Regions from separate parts of the Homo sapiens genome. Here region 2 is linked to region 1. A link is a contact called in ENCODE Hi-C or POLR2A ChIA-PET data. All regions are on one chromosome and are shown on one strand. Each heading gives the region's core, a stretch centred on a gene start or an enhancer-like site at or near the end of the contact. The rest is flanking DNA. Distances are from core to core; before and after follow the strand shown.

Region 1 (5,521 bases), core at 2,019-4,518:
GTTCTTTTTTTTTTTTTTGAGACGGAGTTTCGCTCTTGTCACCCAGGCTGAAGTGCAGTGGTGCGATCTCAGCTCACTGCAACCTCTGCCTCCCGGGTTCAAGCGATTCTCCTGCCTCAGCCTCCCCAGTAGCTGAGATTACAGTCATGTGCCACCATGCTCGACTAATTTTTGTAGTTTTAGCAGAGACAGGGTTTCACCATGTTCGCCAGGCTGGTCTCGAACTCCTGACCTCTGGTGATTCACCCGCCTCACCTCCCAAAGTGTTGGGATTACAGGCGTAAGCCCCCACACCTGGCCACATTTCTTATGTTTAGTAGATATTTCAGTTCTGCAAAAATCCATAATAACAGCTTTAAGATATAATTTATATACCATAAATTCATAAAGTGCACCATTCAGTGGTTTTAGTATATTCACACAATTGGTGATGTGATAGTGGTGATGCATAGCGTGATGGTTATCATCACCACTATCTAATTCCAGAACATTTTTATCACTCCAAAAAGAAACCCCATAGCCAATAGCAGTCACTCCCCATACAATATGTGGTCTTTTTTGTCTGACTTCTTTCACCTACCATAACGTTTTCAAGGTTCTTCCATGTTGTAAGCATGGATCAGAACTTCATTTCTTTTTATGTGTGACAGATATTCCATTGTATGGATATACTACATTTTGTCTATCCATTCATCAGTTGGGGAACATTAGGTTGTATTCATTTTTTTATTATATGACTAACGCTGCTATAAACATTTATGTACAAGTTTTTGTGTGGATATATATTTTCAGTTCTCTTGAGTATGTTCTTAGGATTGGAATTGCCAGATCACATGGTCATGTTATGTTTAAGTTTTTGAGGAATTGCCAAAGTGTCTGCACCATTTTACATTCCCATCAGTAATCTGTGAGGGTTCCAACTTCTCCACATCCTCACAAATACTTGTTATTATCTATCTTTTTGATTATAACTATCCCAGTGTGTGTGAAGTAGTATCTCATTGTGGTTTTGGTTTGCATTTTCCTGATGGCTAATGATGTTGAGCGTCTTCCATGGTCATGCTTATCGACCATTTTTATATTTGCCCACTACTTTTTAAAAAATGGTTGAGTTGTAAGAGTTTATTCTGGATATGAATTTCTAATTAGATATATGGTTTGCAAATATTTTCTTCTATCTTGCGGATTGTCTTCTACTTTCTTTTTTTTTTTTTTTTTGAGATGGATTCTCAGTTTCCCAGGCTAGAGTGCAGTGGCACAATCTCAGCTCACTGCAACTTCTGCCTCCTGGGTTCAAGTGATTCTCCTGCCTCGGCCTCCCTAGTAGCTGGGATTTCAGGTGTGCACCACCATGCCCAGCTAATTTTTGTATTTTTAGTAGAAAATTTCATCATGTTGGCCAGGCTGGTCTTGAACTCCTAACCTCAGGCGATCAACCCATCTTGGCCTCCCAAAGTGCTGGGATTACAGGCATGAGCCACTGTGCCTGGCCATCTTTCGCTTTCTTGAGGGTGCCTTGGAAGCACAAAAGTTTTAAAATTTGGTAAGTTTCAATTTATCTTTGTGTGTGTGTGTGTGTGTGTTTTGAGACAGATTTTTGCTCTGTTGCCCAGGTTGGAGTGTAGTGCCATGATCTTGGCTCACTGCAACCTCCGCTTCCCGGGTTCAAGTGATTCTCCTGCCTTGGCCTCTGGAGTAGCTGGGATTACAGGCACATGCCACCATGCCTGGCTAAGTTTTGTATTTTTAGTAGATACAGGGTTTCACCATTTTCCCCAGGCTAGTCTTGAACTCCTGACCTCAGGTGATCCACCCACCTCGGCCTCCCAAAGTACTAGGATTACAGGCATGAGCCACCGTGCCCGGCCCAATTTATATTTTTCTTTTGTTGCTTGCGCTTTTGATATCATAGCTAAGACAGCATTGCTAATCCAAAGTCATGAAGATTTTCTCCTGTGTTTTTCCCTTAGAATTTTATAGTTTTAGCTTTATAGTTTAGCTCTCTAAATGTAAAATTTAGAGATCTTAAATCCATTTTGAGTTAATTTTTGCATATAGTATGAGGTGGGGATCCTACTAGATTATTTTGGGATGTCCAGTTTTCCCAGCAGCGTTTATTAAAAATATTATTCTTTTCCCATTGAATAGTCTTGGCACCCTGTTGAAAATCCAGTGACCATAAATGTAACGGTTTATTTCTGAGCTCTCAATTCTATTCCATTGATCTATGTTTATCGTTATGTCGGTACTACACTGTCTTGATTACTGTAGTTTTGTATTAAGTTTTAAAACTAGGAAGCGTGAGTCCACTGACTTCATTCTTTCTCAGAATCGTTTTGGATTTTCTAGGTCTCTTGCATTTCCACATGAATTTTAGGATCAGCTTGTCAATTTCTGAAAAAAAAAAAAGTCGGGATTTTGATCCCTATCAAAATCCATTGTGTTGAATTGTAGGTTGCTTTAGGAAATATTGCCATCTTCACAATATTGTCTCCTAATCCATGAACATGGGAGGCTTTTCCACTCATTTAGGTCTTTTAACATTTCTTTCAAAGAGGTTTTGCAATTTTTATTGTACAAATATTGCATTCCTCTAATTTCTTCGAGGGCCTATGTGGGTTCTGTTTTAGTAGGGTGTTCTGCATATAAGACCAAGCATCAGTCCGGGGTCGTGGGGGGAGGGGGTCTTCTCTGTTCTGAGGCCATCATGGCAGGTGGCGTACCTCACTCAATCTCTGTTAGCTTATTTGTAAAATTGAGCAGATTAGGCATCTAAAGGATTTCCTCTAAGGTTCCTTTCCAGGTTGGCAAATTACAACTTGCATTATTGGCTGTCTTTTAAATATGTACGTTCCACCACTCCCAGTTCCCTGGCTCAGCCTGTGGCTGCAGTGCCACAGGGATCCTAGGTGCACAGTGTTGAGGAGTTGACGACTCAACACTTGGCTGGGAAATCGAAATGTCTTTGATGTGAGTTCTGTAGGTAGTGGCAGTTTCCTCTGCTCTCAACCAAATTCGTTTACAAGCCTCCTTTACTCTTAGGTCACAGGTGGCTTTTCTGGCTTTGACCTGAGCGGTGAGTATCCAGAGAGGAGAACGATCTAATTAATTTCTGTCCTGGCGCCTGGAGGGTTCGAAGATCCCAGGCTCCCGTTCCCGCCGCCTGGGTGGGAGCCCGGGAACGCCTCTCCCATTCCCCGCCCGCGAAGTTTGCAGCGCGCCTCGCGCGGGAGAGACGCCGTCTGCTGGCGCGCGGCTGAGCGCTGTCAGTTCCTGATCCGGCTGGTGCCCGCTCCAGCCGCGGCAGGTTCCAGAGCTGAGAGGCCACCCCCACGCCGCGGGCTTCCAGCGCGTGGAGCAAGGGGAGCGGCCCCGGCGCCGCCCATATCCCCGGCTGCGCTAGTCCTGGCGCTGCAGGTCCGGGAGGCGCAGGCGGAGAGCGGCGGTGCCCCCGAGCCCCTCTGCGGACGGCTCAGGCGGGAGGACCCCGCGCGGCTGGATGGCGGCGGCCGCGCGGCCTCGGGGTCGGGCACTGGGGCCAGTACTGCCGCCGACGCCGCTGCTCCTGCTGGTACTGCGGGTGCTGCCAGCCTGCGGGGCGACCGCTCGGGATCCCGGGGCCGCGGCCGGGCTCAGCCTTCACCCGACTTACTTCAACCTGGCCGAGGCGGCGAGGATTTGGGCCACCGCCACCTGCGGGGAGAGGGGACCCGGCGAGGGGAGGCCCCAGCCCGAGCTCTACTGCAAGTTGGTCGGGGGCCCCACCGCCCCAGGCAGCGGCCACACCATCCAGGTGAGGGCCTCGGAGAGAGCCGGGGTGGGCGCGCCTTTTCCTTCCCGCGCCGGCCAGACACCCGGAGAAGGGATCGGGCCCTTTCCTCACGCGCGCTAGTGGCTCCGGGCGACTGGGAAGGGCAGCCCCCATCCCCGCGCGCGAGGGCCCACGACCCAGGAGCGATCTCGTGGAAGCACCGCACCGGCACCACCGGCCCGAGGCGAGGAGGGGGAGCACGCGAGGTGACATGAGGCTGTGGTCAGGTTCGGGCTGGTGGAGGGGAAAGTGTGAGGCTGCGCTCTAAGAGATGCAGGCGCCTCGGCCCTTCCCGCCTCCGTCACCCACGGAGCGTCCCGCCAGGCTTGAGTCCTCGAGGGTTCAGGGGCGCCTCCTGCCCCACCTCCCGGGCCTTATTCGGAGAAGTCGGTGGCAATTACCTTCTGTGGTGTATTTTAAGAGAGAATTTTTAGGTTATAACAGCGGTATCACTCTAATGTTACTGAAAAGATTCACTTCACTGCACTGCCTGAAGTGCCACCATCCAGTCATTGGGGGCGAATGAGACCTTAGGCGGACAGAGATAGAAAGGCTCTCAGAGATCCGAGCCTCACCGCGAACACCCGGGGCAAACGACATTGCGGTGCATGTTAAGCAGCATCTTGCAGTGCCTGGCCCTTACTCACAGGTCTCAGCCAGGCAAGAGTGCAGTGGTGCGATCACGGCTCACGGCAGCCTCGAACTCCTGGGCTCAAGGGATCCTCCCGCCTCAGCCTTGGGCGTAGCTGGGACTACAGGCGTGCCCCCCCGTGCCTGGCAATTTTTTTTTTTTTTTTTTGAGACAGAGTCTCGCACTGTCGCCGGGGCTGAAATGCAATGGTGCGATCTCGGCTCACTGCAACCTCAGGCCTGGCAATTATTTATTTATTTATTTATTTATTTATTTATTTATTTATTTATTTATTTTTCTGTAGAGACAGAGTCTGGCTATTTTGCCCAAGCTGGTCTCAAACTCTTAGCCTCAAGCTGTCCTTCTGTCTTGACCTCCCAAAGGGGCAGGAGAATTTGAATCCAGTCCTGACTTCAAATCCTGGACACTAAGCCCAAATTGCCTCCTTCTTCTGCAAAGTATTGTTGAGGAACAGGAAGTGGGAAGAGGGAGCGATTTTGGAGCTTGGGTTCTAAAAGAGCAAGGTTATCATTGGGTGTCTAGATTAGTGTTTTAGAAACTCTTTTGACCATGCACTTCCATAAATGACAAGTTGTTGAACATCTAGTGCCATATGTGCTTATTTACTTATAAACTACATGCATGTATTATATTGATATGTGTTGTGCATATTTTAAAACATGCAAAAACAGAAATCTAAAAGACAAAATAACAATGATGAAAATATTTTTACCATATTTATATATTATCTATATTATAAAACATGCAAGAAAAGAAACTAAAAATATAAAATAACAATGATGAAAATACTTTTAACAGTCCTCAAATAATTTTGCTTTCTCTATTTTATGATTGTGTGTTTATAAACACACAAATATGCAAATATAATTGTGTGTATAATTATTTTTGAGAAATTTAGTTTAGCTCTTATAACAATTCAGTTTTTAATTTAATTTTATTTTTGAGACAGGGTCTCACTCTATTACCCAGGCTGGAGTGCAGTGGTGCTATCTTGGCTCACTGCAACCTCCACCTCCCAGGCCCAGGTAATCCTCCCACTTCAGCCTGCCAAGTAGCTG
Region 2 (5,521 bases), core at 1,352-3,851, 250 kb before region 1:
GAAAGGTTATTCTGTTTTAAAGTAAAATTTTATCATTATATCCATCAGGTTCGCTAGACAAATTAGAAGAGTTAAATTGAAAAAGCCAGAGATTTCACAAATTCACAAATTTCTGAATAGGTGCTACAAAAAACAAACAAACAAACAAACAAGCAAACCAAAAAAACTGCTTTTAGTTTAGCTACTTGTCCCATGAGAAGAAAACAAATCTGTTAAAAGTTACTAATTACTGTCACAGTATAAACAAAAGATTGTCCTTTTCTTCCAGAGTAACGACCGTTTATCTTATAGTTTGCCACAATGGCAAGCACTAGGCCACCTACCTTACAAACATCATTTCTTTTGTTGTTGTTCAGACGAAGTCTGGCTCTATTGCCCAGGCTGCAGGCGCAGTGGCGTGATCTCCACTCACTGCAACCTCCGCCTCCCTGGCTCAGGAGATTCTCATGCCTCAGCCTCCTGAGTAGCTGGGATTACAGGTGCCCACCACCATGCCTGGCTAATTTTTGTGTTTTTAGTAGAGATGGGGTTTCACCATATTTACCAGGCTGGTCTCAAACTCCTGATTTCAAGCGATCCGCTCACCTCAGCCTCCCAAAGTGCTCGGATTACAGGCCTGAGCCACTGTGCCTGGCCAACACCATTTCCATTAACTCTCACAACAACACTTTCTCTTTTTTTTTTTTTTTTTTTTGAAACTGAGTCTTGCTCTGTTGCCCAGGCTGGAATGCGATCTCGGCTCACTACAACCTCCGCCTCTCAGGTTCAAGTGATTCTCCTACCTCAGCCACCTGAGTAGCTGGAATTACAGGCGCCTGCCACCACGCCTGGCTAATTTTTGTATTTTCAGTAGAGACGGGGTTTCGCCATGCTGGCCAGGCTGGTTTCGAACTCCTGGCCTCAAACAATCCACCCGCCTCGGCCTCCCAAAGTGCTGGGATTACAGGCGTGAGCCACCACGCCCGGGCCACAACAACAATTTCAAGAGGACTCTTTGTCCCATCTTAAAGTTAAGAAACTTAGGTTTAGAAAGAGTAAGGTTCCAAACGCCAAGTAAGTGGAGCCAGGAAGTAAAACCCATCACTGCCTCCCAGGAAGGCTGCATTTATGGACCTTCAAAGGCTTATCGCCATAACTAAAAATCAACTGGAGGCCAGGCGCAGTGGCTCACACCTGTAATCTCAGCATTTTGGAAGGCTGAGGCATGCGGATCACCTGAGGTCAGGAGTTCGAGACCAGCCTGGACAACATGGTGAAACCCCGTCTCTACTAAAAATACAAAAATTAGCCCAGCGTGGTGGCGCACACCTGTAGCCCCAGCTACTCACGAGGCTGAGGCAGGAGAATCGCTTGAACCCAGGAGGCAGAGGTTGCAGTGAGCCGAGATCACGTCACTGCACTCCAGCCTGGGTGACAGAGCGAGACTCTATCTCAAAAAAATAAAAATAAAAATCAACTGGAGAAGGAAAGGGGGTTGGGGAGCATCCTCTGAATATATAAAGGCAGCCATTCATTGTAGGAGAGGAGGTAGAAGGAAATGCTGTTTGTCGATGGTTCTTTTCCAGAGAGGAAGAGAGGAGAAAGGAAGAGCGGGGAGCAGGTGGGGAGCCCGCAGTAAGACCCCACAGTGGGGCCAGGTGGTCTTGCACCCTGTATTCCCACTTTGGCTGGGGCCAGCCCAGAGTCCAGGCCAGCAGGTAATGCCCCAGCCATGCCCACTCGGTCCTATTGGATCCAACCTTTCCCTGCGTGGTACCAAACCTAAAGCCAGCTTCCCTCTCCTTGCAAAACAAAACCCCAAAGCTGGCACCACTGCTTCTCTGCCTCCTCACCAAAAGGTTTTCATGATGTCATGACATTAGTTTAAACCTAAAACTAAATGTATGTTTTATTTTAAAAAATAATAATTCCATGAAAAACTCCTGAAGTGCTTACAATGGAGACGTACAAAAAAATTGATTCGGGAATCAGCAGTGTGAGGGGGAGACGGCTTAATCTCTTCTATTTAAAGGCTTCTGGAACTTCACGGGGGCTCTGGGACAGGGGCGTGTTTAGAAAAAAGGCAGGATGTGTCAGATTTCTTCTGACTCTTCCTCCCCGGGGGAGCAGGAGCCAATTGCTTGCTTTCTCTTAAAACTAGTCCACACAGCCCCAAACCAAGTTCCCGGGAAATGGCCAGCCCAAAAATCCTGTTTCCCTGGAGATGTACCGTGCTTTACAGTGCAGGAAACGGGGACAGTACAGGCTGGCAAATCCTATTTCTGAAAGAGCATCCCACACACGGAGGAGGTTCGCTCTCCATCTCCATCGCCACCAGGAAGAATGAGGTAAAAAGCAGGAGGAGGCTCCGTTTGTCACGGGAAGATTCTCCGACTCAAACCTCCCACGTGCAATCGCTGCCTCCCGCGCCCGCCCCCTCACCTTGTTCGTGAGGTAAGAAGCCAGGTAGCAGGTACAAAAGGTGAGGCCGACCAGAGACCTCCTCACGCACATCTGTCAACTCGTCCCCTTCTCGGGGATCCACGGTGCCTGCCCAAATCCCCTGGCCGCCGCCCGACCCCCGCAGCAGCAGCAGCGGCAGCGGCAGCAGCCGCCCAGAGACGGCCACGTGGCTCCGAGCTCCGCCAATCAGCGCGGGGACCGCCCCCGGCGTCTGCCTTCTTAAAGGGGCCGCGCCCTCGAAGGACGGTCATTCTTCTTTTATTTTTTATTTTTTATTTTTTTATCTTCTTTTAAAGAGTAGAAAGTGGCAGAAGAGGAAAAAAGCATACCGCAGTTCACAATACCCCATCAGTGTTTAAAGAAAAATGTTCATCGCTATCTCTAAACTATGAGACCAAAATATTACCCGTGCTTCACTGAATTTTCCCAATTTTCTCCACTGAGTCTGTAGCGCTTTGGCAAATGACACAAAAAAGGTAACAGCAACAAATGTTCACTTAAAAGAGGGAAGGTGAAGGAAGAAGGAACTGGAATTGAGTATAGGTTTTTTGAGTTTTGTTTGTATTTAAAGTCATTCCATTCTCTTGACATTTCTATAAAATAAGAACCCTTTCCCAAGCACAGCCCCTATTCCTATTCCTATTCCTAGTCTATAGGGTGGAAAACTGGACTCATGAGGCTTCCGGCAAATGTTAGTAAACATGCAAGAAAACCTATTGATGGACTTGGACAATAGCAAAAAGTGCCAGTGTTCTCTGCCTGTAGAAACACACAGATTTTCAGAAACACCCACACACGGGGAAACCATCACTCTTAAGCCACAGCAAAAGTCCTCCTGGCTCTCGGTGCTGGAGCAGTGGATGGAAAACGACACACCAACCCTTATGTAATTTTTCTGTTTTTCAGAAGCATGCCTTGTTTCTCTCTGCTCCCTCCAGCATTGAGGGAGGGCTGACCTCGGCTTGTCCCCTTGAAGCCACTCCCCAGCCACCACTGTCTCATCGCAGTCCTTTGCCTCTGCTCACTTTTCCACAGGTCTCTTCCTGGGCCTGCTGGTTGGTCTGCAGAGGGGACCAACATAGAGATGGAGGTAGGCTGGTCACCCCTTCCCTCCCTTTTCTCCCACAGTCTCCTTCAAACCACTTGTACAGATGGGTATAGCTTTCTCTACCAAGACTGGATGATATGGTTTGGCTGTGTCCCCAAATCTCATCTTGAATGGTAGCTTTCATAATTCCCACATGTTATGGGAAGGACCTGGTGGCAGATAATTGAATCATGGGGGCAGTTTCCCCCATATTCGTCTCGTGGTAGTGAATAAGTCTCCCCAGAGCTGATGGTCTTATAAGGGGAAACCCCTTTCGCTTGGCTCTCATTTTTTCTCTCTTGCCTGCCACCATGTAAGACGTGCCTTTTGCCTTCCACCATGATTATGAAGCCTCCCCAGCCCCGTGGAACTGTGAGTCCATTAAACCTCTTTTTCTTTATAAATTACCAAGTCTCGGGTAAGTCTTTATCAGCAGCGTGAAAACAGACTAGTACACTGGGTTATTAAAAAGCAAAAATACAGAACAGGAAGAGAGGAGATGAAGCTTCAAATGCACTAAATTTTCCTCTCCATAGAAATAAAATCATGTAAGAAGTTAACACTTCACAAGGAGGCCCCTTCACAAGCCTACACTCGCTTCTCACCTATCACTCTTGCCCCAGAGTTTGTGTCTCCCTCTCCAAAACACCAATCTTTAACGACAATTTAAAAAGATCATTGTGGCCAGGCGCGGTGGCTCATGCCTGTAATCCCAGCACTTTGGGAGGCCGAGGCAAGCAGATCACGAGGTCAGGAGATCGAGACCAACGTGGCTAACATGGTGAAACCCCGTGTCTACTAAAAAAATACCAAAAAAATTAGCCGGCCGTGGTGGCGAGCGCCTGTAGTCCCAGGTACTCGGGATGCTGAGGCAGGCGAATGGCGTGAACTTGAGAGGCGGAGCTTGCAGTGAGCCAAGATCGTGCCACTGCACTCCAGCCTGGGAGACAAAGTGAGACTCCGTCTCAAAAAAAAAAAAAAAAAAAAAAAAATCATTGTAACAAGACTAATAGAGATTTATAAAAGAAAAATTAGCAAACCAATACCACACTCTTAACCACTCACATAACCAATACCAACAGGTTGGTGTATCCTTCTACACCTTCCTCCGTATTCACATATCAACATATACCCATTTGTAATTTGTTGCCTCACGAAAATGGATCTAGCTATTCACATTGCTAAACAACTTACTTTTACAACTACAGGTCAACACATAGAGATTTAATTTTTTAAAAAAGCTGCAGGCATTCCATAGTATGGATATACCGTAATGTATTCAACCATTCTGCTGTTGACATAATTATGTTGTTTCTAGTCTTTTGCTACAACAAACAAGGCTATAATAAACATCTTTGTACATATGTCTTTACCTCCTGCTGGTTTAATTTCTGTAGAATAGATTCCCAACAGGAGGATTGCAGAATCACAGCGTGTGTGTATTTTCTTAAATCATTACTTTCCACTTCCCTTTACTTTCTGCCTGTGGGAATCCTACTTACATCTAGCTCTTCTCAAGCACTTCAGGCATAACTTATTCTCCTCTCTTTTCCAGTACTACTTTTTAATACGTATTACAATAATTAGCATCTTACGTTTTTTCCATATTGTGGTTCATGAAGAAAATGATAGTATTTGTTCAGAGCCCCAGGCCAAATTGCTGACACTGCTTAGAGTCTGAAATGCTTCCAGGCCTCCCTGAAGTTGAGGAGGAACTCCTGTAACTCTTGCCCAGCCACACCAGTTAAGAAGCTGTATTAGGCTGAGTGTGGTGGCTCACACCTATAATCCCGGCACTTTGGGAGGCTGGGGCGGGTGGATCACCTGAGGTCAGGAGTTCAAGACCAGTCTGGCCAACATGGTGAAACCCCATCTCTACTAAAAATACAAAAAATTAGCTGGGCATGGTGGAGTGTGCCTGTAATCCCAACACTTTGGGAGGCCAAGGTGGGCAGATCACCTGAGGTCAGGAGTTCAAGACCAGCCTGGCCA

What was found. Hi-C counts contacts between places; a loop is a spot of excess contacts on that map. ChIA-PET counts read pairs that join two places held with the same protein, here RNA polymerase II (POLR2A). Pooled maps may share reads with other maps.
Region 2: a loop to region 1 is called in a pooled map, with 4 times the contacts of the local background. The contact joins the promoter of SLC35D4 here to the promoter of LAMA3 in region 1. A Hi-C loop is called at or near these places in 2 of 50 pooled maps. POLR2A ChIA-PET finds 5 or more read pairs at or near these places in 2 of 52 experiments (BJ and HEK293).

What each region holds. Positions count from the first base shown.
Region 1 is chr18:23,686,185-23,691,705 of GRCh38, forward strand. It overlaps LAMA3 (laminin subunit alpha 3), which reads left to right and starts at 3,269. Exons shown (of 75, transcript NM_198129.4): 1 at 3,269-3,793. The coding sequence starts at 3,500. RefSeq lists an enhancer at 2,628-3,177.
Region 2 is chr18:23,435,360-23,440,880 of GRCh38, forward strand. It overlaps SLC35D4 (solute carrier family 35 member D4), which reads right to left and starts at 2,602. Exons shown (of 15, transcript NM_032933.6): 1 at 2,422-2,602. The coding sequence starts at 2,493. RefSeq lists a silencer at 2,631-2,730.